Regions from separate parts of the Homo sapiens genome. Here region 2 is linked to region 1. A link is a contact called in ENCODE Hi-C data. All regions are on one chromosome and are shown on one strand. Each heading gives the region's core, a stretch centred on a gene start or an enhancer-like site at or near the end of the contact. The rest is flanking DNA. Distances are from core to core; before and after follow the strand shown. Region 1 holds the start of MALSU1 (mitochondrial assembly of ribosomal large subunit 1). Region 2 holds the start of OSBPL3 (oxysterol binding protein like 3).

Region 1 (4,469 bases), core at 696-3,195:
CATCTCAATTAGAAAAAAAAAAAAAATCTTCCTTGCGGTCACAAGAGAAAAGATTTTGATATATCCTAACTCAATAGGGCTGGATATTTGCTCCCATATGTTTCACTATCAAAGAACATAAAATGAATTCATGCAAATTCTGAAAATTTGGGCTTCTTCTGTAACTTTGTATGATGGGTTTACCCTCTAAGTGTTGCTCCTTGGCCTGATGCACTGTCACTATTCCACTCAGTTAATGGTCCAAAAGAGAAAAGAAAGCATCCTACCATTTTCACAACGTAGAAGGCCATGGCATGTAAGTGTCGGGTAGAAGTTCCACTAACAATCACAAAGTAATCTGTATATCTCATTTCTGGAGGAACCTGGATCACACAAATGTCTCTTGCATTTTCTTGCCTCAGAAGTGAAACCATCATATCGATGTCAAACTTGGGACCAGTATGATCTGAAATGCACAAATAGTTGTTTGTATCAGGATGGCCAAGCAGATAGACGTGTATGCACCCAGAGATGCCGGCAGCTGACTGTTCCTCCATGAGGGTGTTTAGATCCAAAGTGTTTTTACAGATAGCAGGGTAAAGGCCTCCTGGAAGGTGAACCTGGGCAGTAGTATCATAGCACCGCTCAACTTTTATGGTCAGGGTGCTCAGATTACGCAGAGCCACTATACATCCTTCGCTATTAACCATATGCAAGTAGAACCAGACACCAGTGACAAATGACTTTCTACTAATACTTAAAAGGAGCAATACACCACAATCACAGAAATGCTGTGCAAAGAAAAACAGCACCACAAAATGGGTAGGAGGTGATATCCTGGAGCATATTAAATTGAATCTCAGTCATAACGGGTCACAGAATTGTGAGCTGGAAGGGCTCTTAGGCAGTATCTGGTCCACAACCTTCAGTTGAGAGATGAAGAAACTGAGGCCTAGGAGAATTACTGTGGCCTAAGATCAGTCACTGAAAGAGCTACATTTTTGAGTAATTATTATTTTGAACCTTCCAGTTTTCATATAAAACCACCGGGTTATTAACAACTGTTACCTATGAAAATCTAATTTTTTTTCCCGTAAAGATTTAGATATTCTGATCTTCAGCTTGGAGTATTACAGGCTGTAAATTTAAAAGCTCGCCCAAGTTCTAAAGCCGACTCCAAAGGACCTAGTAGCTAAGCCCACTAAGGCCTCTCCCTCTCATACTCTACATTCTTAGATGTGATCTGTTTACCATTCTTAAGTTTCTAAAAACGTCAGCAATAACTAGAGGATATTAACTTGGACCCATCTCCTACTGGCGCTTCCTACGCACCCCTTCGCACCCAGACCCTGGCTCCTCAGAATCCTCAAGCCCCAACAGTCCCCACAAACCCATTTCCCAGGATCCTAGGAAGAGGGTAAAAGGAAGTGAGGACGGTGAGACTGTGATGCCAAGGGTGGGAGATGGCCGTCCGGGAGGCTGGGATTCTGCAGTTCATCTCTTGCCCTCAATTTCTTCACTGTGAAACGGGAAGGTTGGCGCCAACAACCTTTGAAGTCCCTTCCAGCTCTGGATGTGCAGGAGTTTTGTGACTCCAAGAGAAATGCACATAGAGGGGAACCCAGAGCCACCTTGGCTGGGACCTGACTCCAGACTGCCCGGAGAGGGTCGCCTTCGTTCTTCTCCACGCCCGTACCTGCCGCGTCCGATTCTGGGCGTCCCTCGTTGACCGTCCCCTCCGCCCGCTCCTCCAGCCCAGGCTCGCTGTGCAGGCCGCGGACAAAGTTTGGGGTCTGGCAAGCCCGGCAGAACGCTGCTCCTACGGGAAGCCGCTGCACGGCCAGCAGCCGAAGCCCGGGCTCGGCTCCAACCGCGGACCCCGCCACCGAGGAAACCGCCCTGCGCCACATTAGTGGGGCGAGCAGCCGCGCCACACGGCCGCCCGGCCCCATAGCAGCAGCCTTGCGTCGGCGTCGCGGGTGGGTGGTACTTCATGGAGCCCGGCCGGGAAATTCTACGTCGATGCGTGGGCGGAGTCAAGGCCTGAAGGACGGACCATGGGCGGAGTCTGGAGCCCGTGAAGACTGCAGTGACCCGGAAGAGCTACTTGGGGATTAGGGCGTGCGGGAATAAAGAACTAGTGTTGCTTGCCCACCTTGCTTTGCTTTGTGTCGCAGTAGCGCATTACGTTGTCACTTTTTTTTTGGACTCTGTCCACTAATGTGAGGCTCATGAAGGCAATAATTTTTGTTTCATTTTTAACTCTTCTCTCCACAGCACCTAAAACAGTTCCTGGTACTGAATGTCCAGAAGTTGCTGTTAATCTGATTAGGCTGGGATTAGGACATATAATCTACCCTCTCTCATTACCAGAAAATATTCAAGATTCCCTTGCAAATTTGAAATTGCGCGAGGAAAATCTGTTATCCTGGGCTAGAGTGGGGTGGGAGGCAGAGGTGTAAAGGACCATTTGGAAACCGTTCTTAGGTCAGCCCATCATCTACACTCCCTGTATGGAGGAGTTTACGCCCAGGGGCGGTACTGTGGGGACCAGCTCTGTAAGAATAAGGAATTCTGAGGTGCCAGCTGCGGTATTAAGTCACAGGACTTGAGAACTGCGATAGATTCCTGGCACGGGTGGGGGGGTGGGGGGTTTTGGGGGCGTGGGACGCCGCAGGGAAGCAACTTGCCCAGGTCATACACTTACTGACTGCGTCAGAATCAGAAGCCAGTTTCTGGCTTCTGAACTCCAGGCCTGCTAACTGCTGAAAGGAAGGCTTCATAGAGAGCAAATATTTCAAATGCCTGAAACAGTGCCAGACACATAGCAGGCACTCCAAAAATGTTTGCTACATTATTTTAAATAATTCCAAGCACTAATTTTGGGAAGTTTTTTAAAAATAGAGAAATTAAGCATTTGTGTATATCACACCAGATATGTACAACCACTTCAAGTTATTTTTGAAAAGAAGAAAAACATTACAGATTAAGTTTCCTCTGTCCAATTTTAGCCCCATCCTCAATTCCATTTTTCCACAGGCATGAACTTGGCTTTTCTCCCAGCTTCTGGCATCCATTCCGTGTTCCCACCCTTCTCTGAACATCCCAGACCTGCTTTACCACCTGTATTTGCCAGCTCATTTAATGGGTCATTATCCCTTCAAAACTCCCAAACCCTAGACTTCATTCAGTCCAGGATCTTCATACAACAAACGAATCTGTTGTCAAAATCCTGCTTATGTGACCTCCAAAATGTTTCTGTGAGTTCAGCTTCTTGTCTTCATTTCCACTGTTTCTTCCTTAGTCCACACCCTCATTAGTTCTTGCCTAATTACAGAGACTGCCTCCTACCTGGCTTTCCTGTCTCCAGTCTGTTTCTACTCTTTTCATCCTCCATGCTGCCCTTCTATCAACTACAATCATTTTCGCTTTATCTGCTTTTTGCTGTTTTTCAAACTCACCATACCCTTTTTTATTTTTATTTTTTAAAGAGATGGGGTCTTACTCTTGTCACCCAGACTGGAGTACAGTCACACAATCATAGCTAACTACATCCTCAAACTCCTGGGCTCAAGCGGTGCTCCTGCCTTAGCCTCCCAATTAGCTAGGACTACAGGCATGTGGAACCATGGCCAGCTAATTTTTGTTTTTAATTTTTTTAAAGACAGGATCTCACTATGTTGCCCAGGCTGGTTTCAAACTCCTGGCCTTAAGCAATCTACCCCACTGTAGCTGTGAGTATAGGCATAAGCCACCATGCCTGGCAACCTCACCATATCCTTTCAATGCCAAGCTTTGCATATACTTTTTTTTTGAGATGGAGTCTCGCTCTGTCACCCAGACTGGAGTGCAGTGGCACCATCTCGGTTCACCACAACCTTTGCCTCCAGGGTTCAAGCAATTCTCCTGCCTCGGCCTCCCAAATAGCTGGGATTACAGGCACGTGCCACCACCCCCAGCTAATTTTTGTATTTTTAGTAGAGACGGGGTTTCACCATGTTGGCCAGGCTGGTCTCAAACTCCTGACCTCAAGTGATCCACCCGCCTCAGCCTCCCAAAGTGTTGGGATTACGGGTGTGAGCCACCGTGCTTGGCCACTACTCTTTTTAGAGCACCCTTTTCCCATTTTTTCATATGACAAACTCAGACTCACTCTGTAAGACATACCTTAAGCATTAAGATATCTCCCCCTACTCTCTCAGATGGCCCCTCAGAAACCCCTCATCCCTTTGTTCATAAATGTCTTTAACATTTATGTTTGACTGCATGATACCCCACTAGAAAAGACTTAGATTTAATTCCACCTCTTCTGTTTATTAGCAGTGTACTATTGAAGTTCTTAATCTGAGCCTCAGTTTCCTCATCTGTAAAATGAGGGAATGATACCTTCTTCACAGAGTCTCGAAAAATTGGATAAAATATGCAGCACAAATTATATACCATAGTGCTTGGCATGTAGTAATCATATGGAAATTAGTATCTGTCTACAA
Region 2 (4,469 bases), core at 1,179-3,678, 1.7 Mb before region 1:
TATTTGTTCAACAGTTCAAAGAAGAGGGTCTCTAGGAACTCTTAATATGGAACCACTGGTCTTTATTAGACATTCAAATCGTTATTTTAAAATAAGACGCTGAGGAGAAAGCTGATTTTAGAACATTAACAAACTTTTTCAAGAATAATTAGCTCTGCGTGGGTTTCAACTTTTATTTTTATTTTTTCCTTTTGATTTTAGGAGCTGGAGAGCCTGGAAGTTTATTTAGGAGTAGAAGAGGAAATGAAACTATGAAAAGCCACAGTACGATTCCTCCTTTACTTGGAGACAAGGCACAATGTGAATAATTCTCTCATCCTGTCCAATTAACTGCCTCAAGTACACACACACACACACACACACACACACACACACACACACACACAGAGAGAGAGAGAGAGAGAGAGAATGTACACTCTATTATTATTTGATTAGGAAGACATTAATGAAAAAGCTCGGAACGGGATGCTAAACAACAAAGCCCTATGCAAATCACTTCCTTTCGGATTGAAGGCTTGTCTCCTACAGAAAAACCAATGCTAAAGAAACAGGCGGAGAGGCTGAAGGTGGAGAGCAAAAGAAAAAGAAAGAAAATAGCTTGAACGAGGAAAGGGACTGGCAGGAGGAGGACAGAGCAAGCCTCTCTCAGAGAGAAATTACAGAAAGACGGAAGGAGGTTTGGGAAAACCCAGTCTAAGCTGCTCCGACGGCGGGGCTGGGCGTGGGCAAGGTGCCTCCTTGGACGGTCCGCGCGCCTGCCAGACGCGTCCTTCCACTACCCGTCCAGCCACCTGGCGCTGGTCGGGCTTTGCGAGGTGGTTTAGGAACCGCGGAGTCATTCGATTTGAAATCTTCTCCAATAAGCTTCTCCGTGTGCCGACGTGGGCAGCATGACAGTGGATTTGCTCGGCAGCATCTCTGGCGCCTCCCGCCCTCGCCCGCCGCCTGCCAGATCCGAAACAGACAGTCCCAGACATTTCGCGAGGGGGATGGTTCCAGAAAGCGAAGATCTGAGCGTGGTGAATGAAATGTGAACAGAATAGCTCCGGAAAGAGTCTCAGAAACCTTGAATTGGGGTCAGTTTGGAGACTGAAAATGCGTCGAGCGCTGCAGGTGGTGGTTGGCAGGGGGATTTAACACTGTGGAGCCCTTACTCCGTCCCAGGCGCTGAGCCCAGCGAGCCACGCGCGGTGCCCAGCTCGGTGAGGTCGGTTAGTTGGGTCTTCAGGGAGGCTAAATACCCTGTATTTGCTATTCCCTTCGCCTGGAACGCTCTGTGCGAGACTGGGTGTGGCAGCTCCTTTCCCAGGCTCAGGAATCTGGGTAAAAGCCACCCTCGCCTAGAGGCCCTCAGGGTGAGCGCCCCATCACGCGCTAAACCACTTTCGAAAGTGGACTTGGCCCTCCTCTCAGTACTAACAGTCTGTCAGCCTTTTATTTTTTGCATAGATATGTATTTTCTCTTCTTTATTGTCTGTCTTTCCACAAAAAATGCAAGCCCCGTGAGTACTGGAGCCTGGTGCGCCTTTCTCACAGTTGCAAGCTCGCAACTGCTCCTGGCATATACTAGGTGCTCACTAAATGCTCATGCCCTTCCCACCCGCCACCTGCGGCACTCGACACATTTGCAGTCTGCAAACTGACCCCAAACCATCAGCTGCTTGCATTCGTCCTAGGATCAAAGAAGGCCATTGGGCTAGTGGGAAGTCAAGTCGGGTGGACTTTTCCGTCTTTCAGGGAGATTTAATAGTAACGACGGTGCTCTCCCCACCTCCTACCCCCTTGCACATAAACTGCACAGAACAAAATCACCCCGGCACGAATCTGCACGACTGCCTCTGGAGGTAGGGTCACGGTCTCCGAGCCCCGGGTCTCACACTGATGCTGTCCTTTGTCATCTCGTGCCTAGAGTGCTGCCTCCCTATGTATTTCCTCTGTTCTCGACTCCTCTGCCACAGTCTGACTTTCTCGGGAGGTCGAGTTCTCCTAGCCTGTGCGACCGCAAGGGTCCCCTGGAGCCTTCTCCGTAAACCTGCCCCTCCCGCGCTGCCCTCACTTTTTCCTCCTTCCCTGGCCCGGAAAAGCCACTAGAGGAACATTTACCGAACGCCTACCGCGCGCAGGCACCGAGCTGGGCCACCGGGAGCCCCACCCAGTGCCTCGCCGCAGGACTCGCCTCCCTCCGCCCTCCCAACCCATCCGGAATCCGGGGTCCCTAGTTCCCCCGCCGCGTCATGGAATCCGCTGGCTTCTTCCGAGGACATCGCCCCACCTCCTTCCCGAAAGGCGACTTCTGATTGGTGAGATTGTGCATCACTCTGCCGCCCTCCCGCCCCCTCGGGGCCCCGCCCCTGGGCCTCTCAGGCCCCTCCCCTGCGCTCCCGCCCTTGCGCGGCTCCTCGGGCTAATCGCCGGGCGGCGCGCGCCGAGAAGTTCTGGGCAAAGTACTCAGAACTGGCCGCGTGCTGGTGGCGCCCGCCAGCCGGCCCGGGAGAGGGGACTTGAGCGCTTCGCGGCCGGTGCGCAGCGCGGCTCCGGCCCCGCAGTCTGTCTGCAAGTGGCCATCCCCGCCCCCGACTCCTGCGGCCGGTGCGGGAGCTGTCAGCTGCACGTTGCGGGGGTACCGGAGAAGCCGGGGTTGCCTTCTCCCGGTTCTGTGCGCTAACCCCGGAGCCCGGCCCCGGGGAACTAGGGAGCGTCTCCGGCTGCACAGCGCTCAGGTGAGTGGCGGGGCGCCCGCCTAAATGGGGCCTGGGTGTCGGGGGGCCTGGCGGCGGCGCGGGCTCGGAAGGGCTGCTGTTTGCGGGGCGCCGCGGTTCTCTGCCGGACCGGGGTCTGTCCGAGTCGCCCGGGGAGGCTCCGGCCCTGGGGCAGACCCAAGCCTGGGAGCTTGGGTGCCGGCTGCAGCTCCCGGGGAAGGAGGACCCGGGTCTCACCCACCCCAGGACACCTTCCCTCGAGGGACGGCTCAGAGGATTGACCGCCAGGAGGAGCCGAGCGCAGGGGCCGCGGCGCAGGTGCGGGAGGACGCGGCGCGCGGAGCTGTCCTGGGCAGCGGGGAGGCGCTACGCCGGGGCTAGAGGCTCAGGAAGCCTGGTAAATTGGGGCGAGCGCGAAGCTTTACCACATCCGCGGGATGGGGCGCGCCGGAGAGACTGAGACAACGCTCGCGGGGCAGGCGCTCCGCTCGCCCGCCTTCCCAACCCCGGCTTGCTCAGCTCCCCGGTGCTGGGCTGGAGGCCCAGGGCACATTCCTTTCTTGTCTGAATTTACATATTCATCAGCTTTCTGGCCCCTTCTGGAATTTTTTTTTTTTGTTAGTTTCCAATTACTACTGTTCAGATCACCTTCAGGCTCACCCTAACTCTCGTCTCAGTGTCTCTCACATTGGTCCTTTCCTGGAGGCCCTGCAGCGTCTTAGTTCAGGGTCTTAGGGACTTATGCACTCTGTCTGAACGTTGTCTACAGTTGGGTTTTCCTACCTCTGTCTCTGTTTATTCCGTGGTCAGGTAAATTCTTTAAGTACTGTCATCATAAGCCAGAAACTCCCAGGCAGCCTCTTAGCGCTGCCCAGCTTCCCGGGGAGCGTTTGTGGCCTCTGGAGTCGCTGATGGGCACTGTCGCAGGTCGTCCAGATACTTCTTAAGCAGGGGCGCGCCGCCCTTCCTTCGGCAACGCAACTTGCTTGCTGCCTTCTGCACACTTGTGCTTGTCCTTCTCCGCCTCACAAGCCACCAGTCTCCTCAGTCGGGACTCTTGGAGCTGAGGGGACTGTGAAGTTGTCGGTTTCCATGTGTCTGCGTACTGCGCAGAGGTGCTTGAGACCCCCTAGGTGTTGCTCTGACCCTCAGAGTTTGAGTATTGGGATGAGGGCATTTAGAAATATTTTAAACTACAGCTGCAAAAGAGATACTTCCACAGATGGGTGAAAGCGAAGGCCTGGCTTCTCATCATCTGCACTGTACCCCGCAAGTATCATACAAGGTGAGGTCCTTGGCTAAAGGACTATACTTGGCTAAAGGAGATCAGTCAAGCAGGCCTAGGTTCTTATGCATCCAAGCTAAATGACCATCCCCTCCAGCCAAGCCACATCACCCGTTTGCTGTTGCTCATAGCACTTAAATTTCTCTCTGAAATTGTCTCTTTGGGTTATTGGGTTATCTGCCTTCCCTCATTAGGATGTAAGTACCAGGAATGCAGAGACCTTGTCTGTCTTGTTCATCACTTGATCCCCTGTGTCAAGAACACGCAGTAGGTTTGCAGTAAACATTTATAGAATGAATAAATGAAACCTTCTCTGTAAATATGAGGAATGAGGATTTCATAGCTGATTTTGATTTTCATCTTTATCCTTTTTTTACTGTTGGGAAAATTAACAAATAGCAATACTAGGAACTTTTGTACATTACCGCATTAAACTTACAGAAGTCTGTTAGCTAGGTATTTTTAACCAGATGGGAAATTGAGGG

Evidence for each region. A loop is a pair of places that touch in the nucleus more often than their neighbours do. Pooled maps may share reads with other maps.
Region 2: a pooled map shows a loop between it and region 1 (9-fold over the local background). The contact joins the promoter of OSBPL3 here to the promoter of MALSU1 in region 1. A Hi-C loop is called at or near these places in 7 of 50 pooled maps.

What each region holds. Positions count from the first base shown.
Region 1 is chr7:23,296,815-23,301,283 of GRCh38, reverse strand. MALSU1 (mitochondrial assembly of ribosomal large subunit 1) reads right to left here and starts at 1,945. Exons shown (of 4, transcript NM_138446.2): 1 at 1,676-1,945; 2 at 267-445. The coding sequence starts at 1,931. RefSeq lists an enhancer at 1,639-2,128.
Region 2 is chr7:24,978,137-24,982,605 of GRCh38, reverse strand. OSBPL3 (oxysterol binding protein like 3) reads left to right here and starts at 2,428. Exons shown (of 23, transcript NM_015550.4): 1 at 2,428-2,720. RefSeq lists an enhancer at 959-1,128 and silencers at 2,269-2,778, 2,829-3,038.